Linked DNA regions of Homo sapiens: region 2 is linked to region 1. The links are chromatin contacts, found by Hi-C or POLR2A ChIA-PET in ENCODE. All regions are on one chromosome and are shown on one strand. Each heading gives the region's core, a stretch centred on a gene start or an enhancer-like site at or near the end of the contact. The rest is flanking DNA. Distances are from core to core; before and after follow the strand shown.

The links. Hi-C counts contacts between places; a loop is a spot of excess contacts on that map. ChIA-PET counts read pairs that join two places held with the same protein, here RNA polymerase II (POLR2A). Pooled maps may share reads with other maps.
Region 2: POLR2A ChIA-PET joins it to region 1 with 12 read pairs in OCI-LY7. The contact joins two enhancer-like sites. A Hi-C loop is called at or near these places in 1 of 50 pooled maps. POLR2A ChIA-PET finds 5 or more read pairs at or near these places in 3 of 52 experiments (B cell, OCI-LY7 and activated CD4-positive, alpha-beta T cell).

Annotation. Positions count from the first base shown.
Region 1 is chr16:11,620,528-11,626,219 of GRCh38, reverse strand. It overlaps a transcript of LITAF not described here. Among named protein-coding and RNA genes, the nearest start is that of LITAF, 36 kb to the right of the region's middle. RefSeq lists enhancers at 3,715-4,004, 3,453-4,221. Within about 2 kb of position 3,784, at least 18 of the 41 ENCODE cell types and tissues checked have a DNase peak (open chromatin) inside an H3K27ac peak, as active enhancers do; they include B cell, where a contact is called at or near this core.
Region 2 is chr16:11,993,053-11,999,361 of GRCh38, reverse strand. SNX29 (sorting nexin 29) reads right to left here. Exons shown (of 21, transcript NM_032167.5): 2 at 4-65. Among named protein-coding and RNA genes, the nearest start is that of SNX29, 19 kb to the right of the region's middle. Within about 2 kb of position 4,486, at least 12 of the 41 ENCODE cell types and tissues checked have a DNase peak (open chromatin) inside an H3K27ac peak, as active enhancers do; they include B cell, where a contact is called at or near this core.

The sequences.
Region 1 (5,692 bases), core at 2,535-5,034:
CTCTGACTCACTGTATAAAAAGAAGTTTTTTTTTTTGTTCGTTTTGTTTTTTTAAAGTAAAGTAGTGGGATCTTTCTCACAAACATAGGGGAACTAATTCATACCATTTATTGGAACAAGTCCTAAATTCTGGAACTTTCATCAATCAGCCCAGTCTCTGGAACTCCTGAGAAATTTACTAAGCGCATGGGATCTGGAATTGACTCCCAGGTTCAAATCCTGGTTCTGCCACTGTTCAGCTGTGTGGCCTTAGGCAGGTCACCCAACCTCTCTGTGCTTCCATTTCCTCATGGGCACTGGGGTCATGAGGTTTTCTGCCTCGTAGGACCATTGTGAGGATCAGATGAGGCTCCAAGAGCTTAGGGGGACTTGTCTGTGTCTCAGGGCTGGAGTTAGAACTAGCCTGGCTGACTCCAAGTTCTGGGCTCTTTCTGTCTCCAGCGCGGGCACACAGCAGGGACTCACTGACTGTAAAATGAATGAATAAATGAAAGATTAAAAGGGAAGGTTGATCTCTTTCTGCTCTGATTTCTGTCACTGCATTCCTTCAGCACACAACCTAGGGGAACTCAGGGTTTCTTAAGAAGCCTGTCTTAGACTTGGTTCCCCCAGAGGCTGATGCTGAGACAGAAATTTGGGTGCAAGTAATTTATCTGGAGCCAGGCACAGTGGCTCACACCTGTAATCTCAGCACTTTGGGAGGCGGAGATGGGCAGATTGCTTGAGCCCAGGAGTTGGAGACCAGCCTAGGCAACATGGCGAAACCCTGTCTCCACTAAAAATGCGTAAATGAGCCTGGCATGGTGGTACGTGCCTGTAGTCCCAGCTACTCAGGAGGCTGATGTGGGAGGATTGCTTAAGCCTAGGAGGCAGAGGCTGCAGTGAGCCGAGATCGCACTACTGCATTCCAGCCTGGGTGACAGAGCGAGACCCTGTCTCAAAAAAAAAAAAAAAGGTTTTTGGGAGGTGATCTCGGGAGACACCACCCACCATCACACCGGACCACAGTGACCTTCAGAGAGTCACGGCCACTGCTTTGTCTCCACTCTCCAAATTTCACTCATGTTCCTCTTTTGGTCATCTCTAACCAGAACCACATGGGGAGGAAATTCTGGGAAATTGAGTTCTCAGCTTCAATGAGTTGGCACAGCACAGTTCACCCAGCAGTTTGTCTCACCTTCCTGGGTCCTCCAGTCCAGAGCTGGTTGGTTGGGGCACCTTGGGTCTCCTTCACGTGACCTCTCACCCTCCTGGGGGCTGTTTGCCTTCTTATGGGGTAGTCTTATCGGGCAGTCTCAGGCAGCACGCCAGGAGGGTCAGAGTGGAAACTAAGCCTCTTAAGTCTTAGCCTCAAAATTTGTAGAGTCACTTCTACCATATTCTATTGGTCAAAGCAAGTCTCGAGGCCACCCAGATTTGAGGGGTAAGGAAATAGACTCTACCTCTTGACAGGAAGAGTTGCAAAATACTGCGACCATGTTTTTCATTTTCAGTCGATCACACTTCCCTTCCTGAAGATGTTTAACTGCAGTCTGTTGGAAATTTATCATGATAAATCTGTAAACATAGGGTGATAGTGAATATAAATGGAGACCCTGTAGAGATGTGCAGTGCACAACCTGTGCAACTGTCACGGCAGCCTTGCTGTGCAAGATGTCATAGAACTCACCTATTCTTCTCACATGCCCCACTGTGGTAGGCATTTGTTATTTTTGAATGTCAGCATCTAGGGCTCCTTCTGAGGATAGTAACTACCTATTTCCATTTCTATTCTAGTGAGGCTGACAGTCTCAGACTCCAGGGAGGGGCTTGTTATCATGAATTCTATTGCTGTAACCATAGAGATTGACCAGAGGATGGGCACGTGACCCACACCGGACCAGTGAGATTCAACCGTGGGAGTTTAGCTGGAACTATTGGAAAATATTCTCTTTCCACCAAAAATGTTTAGTTGGTTGGGGATAAGGCTGGAACTGCTGGGGGCCCTCTTTACCCCTCTGAGGGAAAGGCCTACCTGATAATGAATGATACAATCACAGAGGAGAGCAGAGGCAAGAGACGGAGAGAGAGAAATTATTTATTTATTTATTTATTTTTGGTAGAAATGGGGTCTTACTATGTTGCCCAGGCTGGTCTTGATCTCCTGAGCTTAAGTGATCCTCCTGCCTTGGCCTCCCAAAGTACTGGGATTACAAGTGTGAGCCATCACATCTGGCCAAGAGAGTGATTCTTCTTTTAAAAAAATTTTTTTTGAGATGGAGTTTTGCTCTTGTCACCCAGGCTGGAGTGCAATGGCACGATCTTGGCTCATTGCAACCTCTGCCTCCCGGGCTCAAGAGATTCTCCTGCCTCAGCCTCCCAAGTAGCTGGGATTACAGGCGCCTGCCACCATGCCCAGGTAATTTTTGTATTTTTAGTAGAGACGGGGTTTCACCGTGTTGGCCAGGCTGGTCTCGAACTCCTGACCTCAGGTAATCTGCCCACCTCGACCTTCCAAAGTCCTGGGATTACAGGGGTGAGCCACCATACTTGGCCAAGAGAGAGATCCTTTTTTTTTTTTGAGACAAAGTTTCGCTCTGTCACCCAGGCTAGAGTGCAAGGTTGTGATCTCAGCTCACCACAACCTCTGCCTCCTGGGTTCAAGCGATTCTCCTGCCTTAGCCTCCTGAGTAGCTGAGACTACAGTCATGCGCCACCTTGCCTGGCTAATTTTTGTATCTTTAGTAGAGATGGGGTTTCACCATGCTGGCCGGGCTGGTTTCGAACTCCTGACCTCGTAATCTGTCCGCCTCGGCCTCCCAAAGTGCTGGGGTTACAGGTGTGAGCCACCACGCCCAGCCTGAGAGATTCTTGATGATGGCATTTGTGCTCCTGGATTCAGCCATGCCTGAAGTCCTTACCACAGACTTTCCAACTATATGAGCAAATAAATTCCCTTTGCTATCTAAAAAATATATTCGGCCGGGCGCGGTGGCTCATGCCTGTAATCCCAGCACTTTGGGAGGCTGAGGCAGGTGGATCACAAGGTCAGGAGATCGAGACCATCCTGGCTAACACAGTGAAACCCGTCTCTACTAAAAATACAAAAATTAGCCGGGCGTGGTGGTGGGCGCCTGTAGTCCCAGCTACTCAGTTGACTGAGGCAAAAGAATGACATGAACCCAGGAGGCGGAGCTTGCAGTGAGCCGAGATCACGCCACTGCACCAGCCTGGGCGACAGAGCGAGACTCTGTTTCAAAAAAAAAATTATATATATATATATATATATATATTCATTATATGAAACTATACAACTAATTGGGTCATGATGACGATTAAATGAACTAATGATATACGAAATACCTGTTTCACAGAGGCCCATGAAAGGTCTGTTCTCAGAAATTTCTTTCCCTTCAGTGAATGTAGCTCCAACTTAACATCCACTAAGCATATTCCACAGTTTAGAGCAGGCATGGGTGGGTTTAGGTGGTTCAGAACAATAAACACACAGAACTGAAATTTCACATCACCACCTACCCCTCCAGTATCCTTCACGACACCTTGTATTCTTAATTTACATTCTGAAAAGACAGCAGAAAAGCAATGGCTTTAAATAACCCTGTTAAACGGTGCAAAAGCAATCTCGAGAGACACCGTTTTTGTTTTCTCTGCAAGAGGAAAGAAGGGGGTTGTGTAGGGAGGTGGAAATCTGCACAGACAGCCTCCTCCATCTGCACAGAATTAAAATGAAGTTCACAAGTGTGCGGTCTGCAAGTGGCTCTCCCGTGATTGCTGCCTCTTCCCGGGGGCTCTCCAGCCATCCGGGGTTTGTTTTTCCTGGGCCTGAGCTCAGATGTCAGGCAGGCAGAGGGGTCTTGGGATATCTCCCCACCCAGGGAGCAGGGGGAGGCCGCAGGCGGCTTGGGGTCTGTGTGTTTGGGAAAGCGTTCAGGCTGTTTACTCTGGGTCTCTTGACAGCCCGAGGGTGGCCGTGCCAGGCGGTCCAGATGCTTCCAGCTGGGGTCTCATGAGCAAGCCATGCCGCCTGGCTTATGGTGGCACCTCCTCTGAGCTGTCCCCACCAGGCTGCCAGGGCGGGTCCCCCAAACACACTCTCTAACCACATCCCCACTGCCTCCACCCTCATCAGCCACCGACAGCTCTGAACTGGGAAGGCCAAGGGCTGGAGCGGGCCTGCAGACGTGTTTTGTTTCATTTTGTTTTGCATTGTTTAATTTGAGCTGGCAATGAACCCTCAGAAGGTTTCACGAGAAACTTTGGATCTTGGTTTCTTTTGAAAAAAATGGGAAGGTCTTGCCTTCCCACCCAGAAGAAATGGGCTGCAGCAACGTAGGAGCTGGTTTCTTATCTTAGTTTGCATTGCCCCGGAGCTCTGAGAGCAGGATCTTAGGATCTGGGTGCCAGTGGTTTACTAGGGAGGGGATCTCAGGAAGCACAAGCAGTTGGGAAGAGAGTCGGGGCAGGGAAAGAATCAACACACACTACAAGGTGTCAGGGAGCCGGCCACTCTTGTGGGCACCTGGGGCTGCATCCTGCCGGGGAATTCAGGGGAGCTGTGTAGAACGTGGGTTGTGCTTCCTGAGGGGCAAGGGGGCTGGGATGTTCCCTTCTGACTCCTGTCTATCCTTGATGGAGGCCTGCTTCTGAGGGGGGTTAATACCAGTCTGTTCTGCACATAGGCCAAGAAGAAAACTTCAAGTAGAAAGTCATGGGTGGGCCAGGAGCGGTGGCTCATGCCTGTAATCCCAGCACTTTGGGAGGCTGAGGCAGAAGGATGGCTAGAACCCAGGAGTTAAAGACCAGCCTGGGCTACATAGCAAGACCCCATCTCTGCAAAACATATAAAAATTGGCTGGGGCTGGGTGCAGTGGCTCATGCCTATAATCCCAGCACTTTGGGAGGCCGAGGTGGGCAGATCACCTGAGGTCGGGAGTTCGAGACCAGCCTGACCAACATGGAGAAATCCTGTCCCTACTAAAAATACAAAATTAGTTGGGCGTGGTGGCACATGCCTATAATCCCAGCTACTCTGGAGGCTAAGGCAGGAGAATCACTTGAACCTGGGAGGCGGAGGTTGCGGTGAGCCGAGATCGCGCACTGCCATTGCACTCCAGGCTGGGCAACAAGAGCGAAACTCCATCTCAAAAAAAAAAAAAATTAACTGGGTGTGGTGGAGTGCGCCTGTAGTCCCAGCTACTCAGGAGACTGAGGTGGCAGGATCACCTGAGCCCAGAAAGTTGAGGCTGCAGTAAGCCATGATGGCACCACTGCACTCCAGCCTGGGCAACAGAGCGAGACCATCTCAAAATAGAAAGTCACAAATGGCGAGCCCAGTGTGCAGTGTTGACATGTCCTGGAGCAGCAGCTGCTGAGGGAGATGTGGGCAGGGCCATGACAGTGCCCGCTGCACCTGTTACATGGGGCCTTGCCCTTCAGTTTGTCACAGTCCCCACCACTCCCTATTGTCTGTCTCCCTGACCACAGGCTGAGAATAAGTTCCTAATATCATCATACTTGTGCTGCTGATTCTTTCACAGAATAGAAATGACCTATTTTTTCCATATCACCTTCAATAGTGGGAAAGTGGGCTGGCCACAGTGGCTCACGTCTGTAATCCCAGTGCTTTGGGAGGCTGTTTTAGGCATTCTTGCATTGCTGTAAAAACATACCTGTGACTGGGTAATTTATAAAG
Region 2 (6,309 bases), core at 3,237-5,736, 370 kb before region 1:
TACCTGTTTCACTGCATCCAGCAGTCGCTCCAGCAGAAATTGTCTTTTGTCATTGTTCTGTGATCCTAAAATGCAATGAGGCTTAATTAGTTCTCTCTGACGCTCGGACACGGCTGTCCCCAACTAGATCAGTCCTTTCCTACTGATCTTTAACAAAATCAGTAGCACAACTAGGTATCAATAATCTGTATCATTACAATGAAGTTTGGCTATTGCCTGTTACTGCATCAAAGGAAAACAGCTAAACTAATTTTCCCCAAATCTGAACATGTCTAGAATGGTCTAAAGGTTTCTCAACCCTTGGCACTACTGACATTGTAAGATGTTTAGCTGCATCCATGGCCTCTACACACTACGTGGCATTAGCACACACAAACCCCTGAGTTATAACAAAAATGTCTCCATGTAATGCCAAATGTCCCCTGGGAATCAAAACTGCCCCCAGTTGTCAACCAGCAGCCTAAAATAAAATATAAGTTTCCCAGTACAGCAGGAACTGCTCACTGGCTGTTCTCACTATCATCTCCAACATCCTTTTCCCATGCCACCTTCAGCAATCCAAGCTGTGAAACCTGATTACTCCTCTTCTCAGCAGCTGAGGTTGAACTTAAGCAGTCTGGCCAATGAGAAGAAAGCAGAAGTGGCTCCCAAAGTTCTGGGAAAGTCATTCATTTCTGATAGAAAGAAGAGCTATGCAGAGCATCACTCCCTCCACCATCCTTCATGCCTTAATCATAAACATGTTGGGTGGAGCCAGAGTAGCATTTTGCCACCACGAAGTCATGAGCCTGAGAGAAAGACCTAGAGAATCACAAAGACACCAGCCCTGATATCACTGAGTTGGTAAGCCAAGACTAGAAACAAGCTAACTCTCACAAAATAAATAACCCTATTTGTCCACACCACTGCACATTGGGCTGTTACTTGCATCCAAAAGCATTCCCAACTGACACACATGACATATGCTGAACTTCCATTTAGGAAGGTCTGGGGCAAGAGCACTTGAAAGCACCAGGCAGACAGTTGGTAGAGCCACACCTGATCTCCACAAGAGGCCCAATGACTCCAAGCAAGATACAAAGCCCGGAGTATGATGCACCAGACACAGAGCACATTCACTTCAAAGGATACTGAAATTCAGTTTCTAAGGGCAGACGCTCCACACTGCAGGCGTTGAATTGCCATCAGGCTGCTTCTGTCTTGGGCAACTCTACGTGGGCTGCACCAGAGAGTAGCAGCAGGGCATTATCTCAGAGGTGGTCAGTGATTCCTCCAGGTCAAGCCAGGGCCAGCTGGTTGATAACAACCACCACCGTGTGCTGGGCGCATCCTACATGCCAGGAACCAAGCTAAGCACTATGCATGCATCATCTCCCTTCATCTTCACATTCACCCTATAAGCCAGGTTCCCAAACACAGATGGGAAAGCTGAAGCTCGGGGAAGTCAAGTGATTGTGTGTGTTGATCCACCCAGGACTTATTTAACTTCTAGTGTATGTGAGGCAATGTTTTAAGAGCTGAGGACACCGGAGTTAAATGGTGTAAAAGATCCATCTTCTCATGGAGCTAAAATCCTACTAGAAGGCCGGGTACAGTGGCTCACACCTGTAATCCCAGCACTTTGGAAGGCTGAGGCAGGAAGATTGCTTGACATCAGGAGTTTGAGACCAGCCTGGGCAACATGATGAAGCCCTGTATCTACCAAAAACACAAAAAATTAGCCGGGCGTGGTGGCACACACCTGTGGTCCCAGCTGTTCATGAGGCAGAAGTGGAAGGATCACTTGAACCCAGGAGGCAATGGCTGCAGTGAGCTGAGATCGTGCCACTGCACTCTGGCCTGAGTGACAGAGTGAGGCCCTATCTCAAAAAAAAAAAAAAAGTATAAATGTAAACTAATCAATGAAAAAGTGTTAGAGAGTCACACTAGGAAGACAAAACAAACACAGTGATGGGATAGGGAGGAAGCAAGAAGGCTGCTTTAGCCAAGGCAGCCACTGAGGGCCTCTCTGCACAGGTGACATTTGAGCTGAGCCCTCTATGAAGAGAAGGAACAGCTATGGAAAGACAGGGCAGGCCAGTGTTCCAGACAGAGCAAACAGCAAGGGGAGAGGCTCGGAGGTAGGACAAGCTTGGCTCTGGTCTTCCAGGACCAGAAGGAAGTTTGCTGTGGCTTGAGCAAAAAGCAAAAAAGTGGAAGGAAAGATCAAACAGGCGGGCAGATGTCAGTCACATAGGATCGTGTGGGCCATGATAAAGGGGTTAGACTGTTGAAATTTGAATACTAATTGGTGGAACAGTGATCCTGACTCAAGACCTCTAAAGCCTGTGTTAGGACCACAATACCAAGGATCCTGCCTTACCCCCAGGCCTGGTAATGAAACCAGTCAGCAGATTCTTTGAGACACACAATAAAACAACTGACTCTTCAAAAAGTACCGTTAGTATTTTTTTCTGGAAGAGGTTTCGATCAAGAATAGCCTAGGCACCATTCCCACCAGCCATGAGGCATCTCAAGGCATCGCTCAGGATGGCTATAGACCCATCTGGCCAAGGTCCTCCAACACCTCTTGACACCTGTGTCTATCAATCAAACGCTCTTTGTTTCAGAATCCAGGGTTTGGATTCTGATCTTCCCTCCCTAACACCAGAATAGAAAAAAAGTTAGGCTTGCTTTCTTCCTTTTTCCAAGTATGAGTGAGCCCGACAGCTCTACCTGCCCTTGAGCAATGCCAACTGGAAACTTGACAGGGTTCCCCGCACTGGAAATGCCTTTGCTATTTTTTTCTCATCATAAAAGCAATTCATGCAGGAAAAAAATAGAATAATAACAAATCAGGAAAAAATGTACAAAGAAAATAAAAATCTCTTTCATCTCCCTAGTGATAATTTTTTAATGCAGTGCTTCTCAAACTTTAATGTCCACACAGATCTCCTGGAGATCTTGTTAAAAAGCAGCAATTTATTTTTTGGCGTTTTTTTCTGAGACAGGATCTCTATCACATGGGCTAGAGTAAGTGGCACAATCATAGCTTTCTACAGTCTCAACCTCCTGGGTTCAATCGACTCTCCTGCCTCAGCCCTCCGAGTAGCTGGGACTACAGGCACAGGGCACCACTCACAGATAATTTATTTATTTTTATTTTTTATACAGACGGGGTCTCACCCCAGACTCAAGCGATCCTCCTGCCTCTGCCTCCCAAACAGCTGGGATAATAGGTGTGAGCCACCACACCCAGCCCAAAAGGGAGGTTCTGGTTCAGGAGGTTGAGGATGGGGCCTAACTCTTTTTTTTTTTTTTCTGAGACGGAGTGTTGCTGTGTCACCCAGGCTGGAGTGCAGTGGCCCAGTCTCGGCTCCCTGCAACCTCCACCTCCCAGGTTCAAGCAATTCTCCTGCCTCAGCCTCCCAAAAAGCTGGGATTACAGGCACGCACCACCACGCCCGGCTAATTTTTGTATTTTCAGTAGAGACAGGGTTTCACCATGTTGGCCAGGCTGGTCTTAAACTCCTGACCTCGTGATCCACCCACCTCGGCCTCCCAAAGTGCTGGGATTACAGGTGTGAGCCACCGTGCCCTGCCAACTCTGTGTTTCTCGTAAGCTTCCAGTGGAGCTGACACTGCCGGCTCCTTTCACACCTGAATAATAAAGGTTTAGCACCTACCCTTCCTGGTATGCACAATGATCCTCGATGTCTTTTTTTTTTTTTTTTTTAAGAGTATTTTGCTCTACTGATTATTCTGGATGAGATGTCAGCAGCCTCCTCTGCCTTACTCTGCAAAGCCTCTTTTCATGATGGGGTGGGGGGGGAAGAAAAGAAAAACCTGTTCTTTATACAAAAACTACCCGAGATTGTGCAGGTCTCAACCCAGAGGCTCACACTTCCTGGCTGTGATCTCTCTGCAGGCAAGAAGCTGTCAAGTGAGATAATCTTGACCTCAGAAGGGGCAGCTGTGGCCAACTTAGCCCTGAATGAGCTTAAGAGAAAGGGGTCAGCCAGGCACAGTGGCTCACACCTATAATCCCAGCAACTTTGGGGGGCCAAAGCGGACGGATCACATGAGGTCAGGAGTTCAAGACCAGCCTGGCCAACATGGCAAAACCCCGTCTCTACTAAAAATACAAAAATTAGCCAGGTGTGGTGACGGGCGCCTGTAGTCCCAGCTACTCAGAAGGCTGAGGCAGGAGAATCGCTTGAACCTGGGAGACGGAGGTTACAGTGAGCCAAGATTGCACCAATGCACTCCAGCCTGGGCAACAGAGTGAGAGTGTCTCAAAAATAAATAAATAAGAGAGAAGGGGGTTTACTAGGCTGCAAGGAGCACAGGTGGTCTCAGGACCACTTATCAACTGAGAGGAACAGTGGAGAGCACTGAACGGGAAGTCACAAGGCCTGAGCTCTCATCCTGCCTGGCCTGCTTGCTAGCCATGTGACAGGGACAGTCACTTCCCTTGTCTGGCCACTGGTTTCTGCATGAGATCATGCCCTTCCAGCTCTACAGTCTATGGAGACTCTGCAGAGACAGGCAGGCAGAGCAATCAATGCTACCAGTCTCCTTCTTACCTTCTCCCTTTGAATCCAGTGGAGAGTACAGCACCTCCGCCAGGGCCCAGAAGAATCTGCCAGCTTCAAATGTTGCCGCCACTCAGAGAGAAGTAGGAACAATGTGCCCACCTACCGAATCCCAACCACAGGCTAAGTCATTAAATGACCTATTTAATCCTTGACAAAGAAGGAAAAGTGGTTCCATTCAGTAGAGAACACTGTGACTCAGAGAGGAAAAGACCTTTACCCAGGGCTAGACTCATGGGAAGTGGCCGAGGAGGGATACATTTCCAAGTCCATGGGATCCTGGAGCTGCCAGCTGCTAAGCCCTGCTCACCCTCGACCTCCATCACAACCTGCAGCAGTGGCCCAGTGCAAATTCAGCAAACACTTTGCCACACAGGAGCGATCAAACCCCATGTTCCTGCTTCCTCATCTCCAGGGGCAGCCCCCAGCCAGCAGTCAACCAGGTGAACAAGAACAGGCTTCTTTTTATTTCTCATTTAGATCACCATCAAAATGAAAACAGAAAATGGAAAGGCACCCAAGGGAATACCTCCAGGGGTCCACAAACCTGTCTGAGAAATGCAGTCAGCTGACACTCCCTAACTCTACTCAGAATCCTCATGTGCACGGGAAAGTCAGTCACCTAGTTGGGTCTCTCTTTAATGTTTTGTTGTTGTTGTTTGTTTGTAGACGGAGTCTTGCTCTTGTCACCCAGGCTGGAGTGCAATGGCGCGATCTCAGCTCACTGCAACCTCTGCCTCCTGGGTTCAAGCGATTATCCTGCCTCAGCCTCCCAAGTAGCTGAGATTACAGGCTCCTGCTACCATGCCCAGCTAATTTTTGTATTTTTAGTAGAGACGGGATTTCACCATGTTGGCCAGGCTGCTCTCAAACTCCTGACCTCAGGTGATCTGCCTGCCTTGGCCTTCCAAAGTGTTGGGATTACAGGCATGAGCCACCGCGCCCGGCCTTTGTCTTCAATGTTTAGAACTCTCAGGATCTAATGTTTAATGTTTAGAGTCCTTTGGATCCTACATTAATTTTTACCACAAATCTCTAGCCTTCTGCCTGGGGTCACCATTCAAGCTACAGTGACCTCCTGGAGAGAAAGAGCAGAAATTAAGAACAGGATAGTGTGGGTTAGAATCCTACTCCACCAGCCATGTGATCATGAGCAAGTTACTTAACCTCCCTCCTTCAGGCTCATCATAGAACCTACCTCTTCGGACGATAAAATGAGGGAAATTGTATTGTGCACCTAGAACAGTGCCTGGTATATACCAAGCATTTAATAAAATTAGCTATCATTATCATCATTGTTGGCAACCCTTACCCCAAGGTATCAAGACCTCTGGCTCCCAGAAGTCCTTTCAACTAGCTACCTTCTCTCCAAAGCCCAGGCAAAGCAATTCAATCCAAGCCTCTGTGTTTGCTGCCCTGGGAGATGAAAGGGTGAAAGAGGACCCCTGGCACGTGGGGAGGAGAAAACAAGCAGGAGGCAACCAGGCACTCCGGCTATATTCCTTCTTTAACCCTCGCAACCCTGGAGCTCCAGGTAAACTGGTTCCCATTCCACAGAGGTCAAGCCCCTTAATCAAGGCCACACAGATATTTATTTATTTATTTATTTATTTATTTATTTATGAGACAGAGTCTCACTTTGTTGCCCAAGCTGGAGTACGGTGGCGCCATCTCTTCTCACTAAGGCCTCCACCTCCCATGTTCAAGCAATTCTCCTACCTCAGCCTCCTGAGTA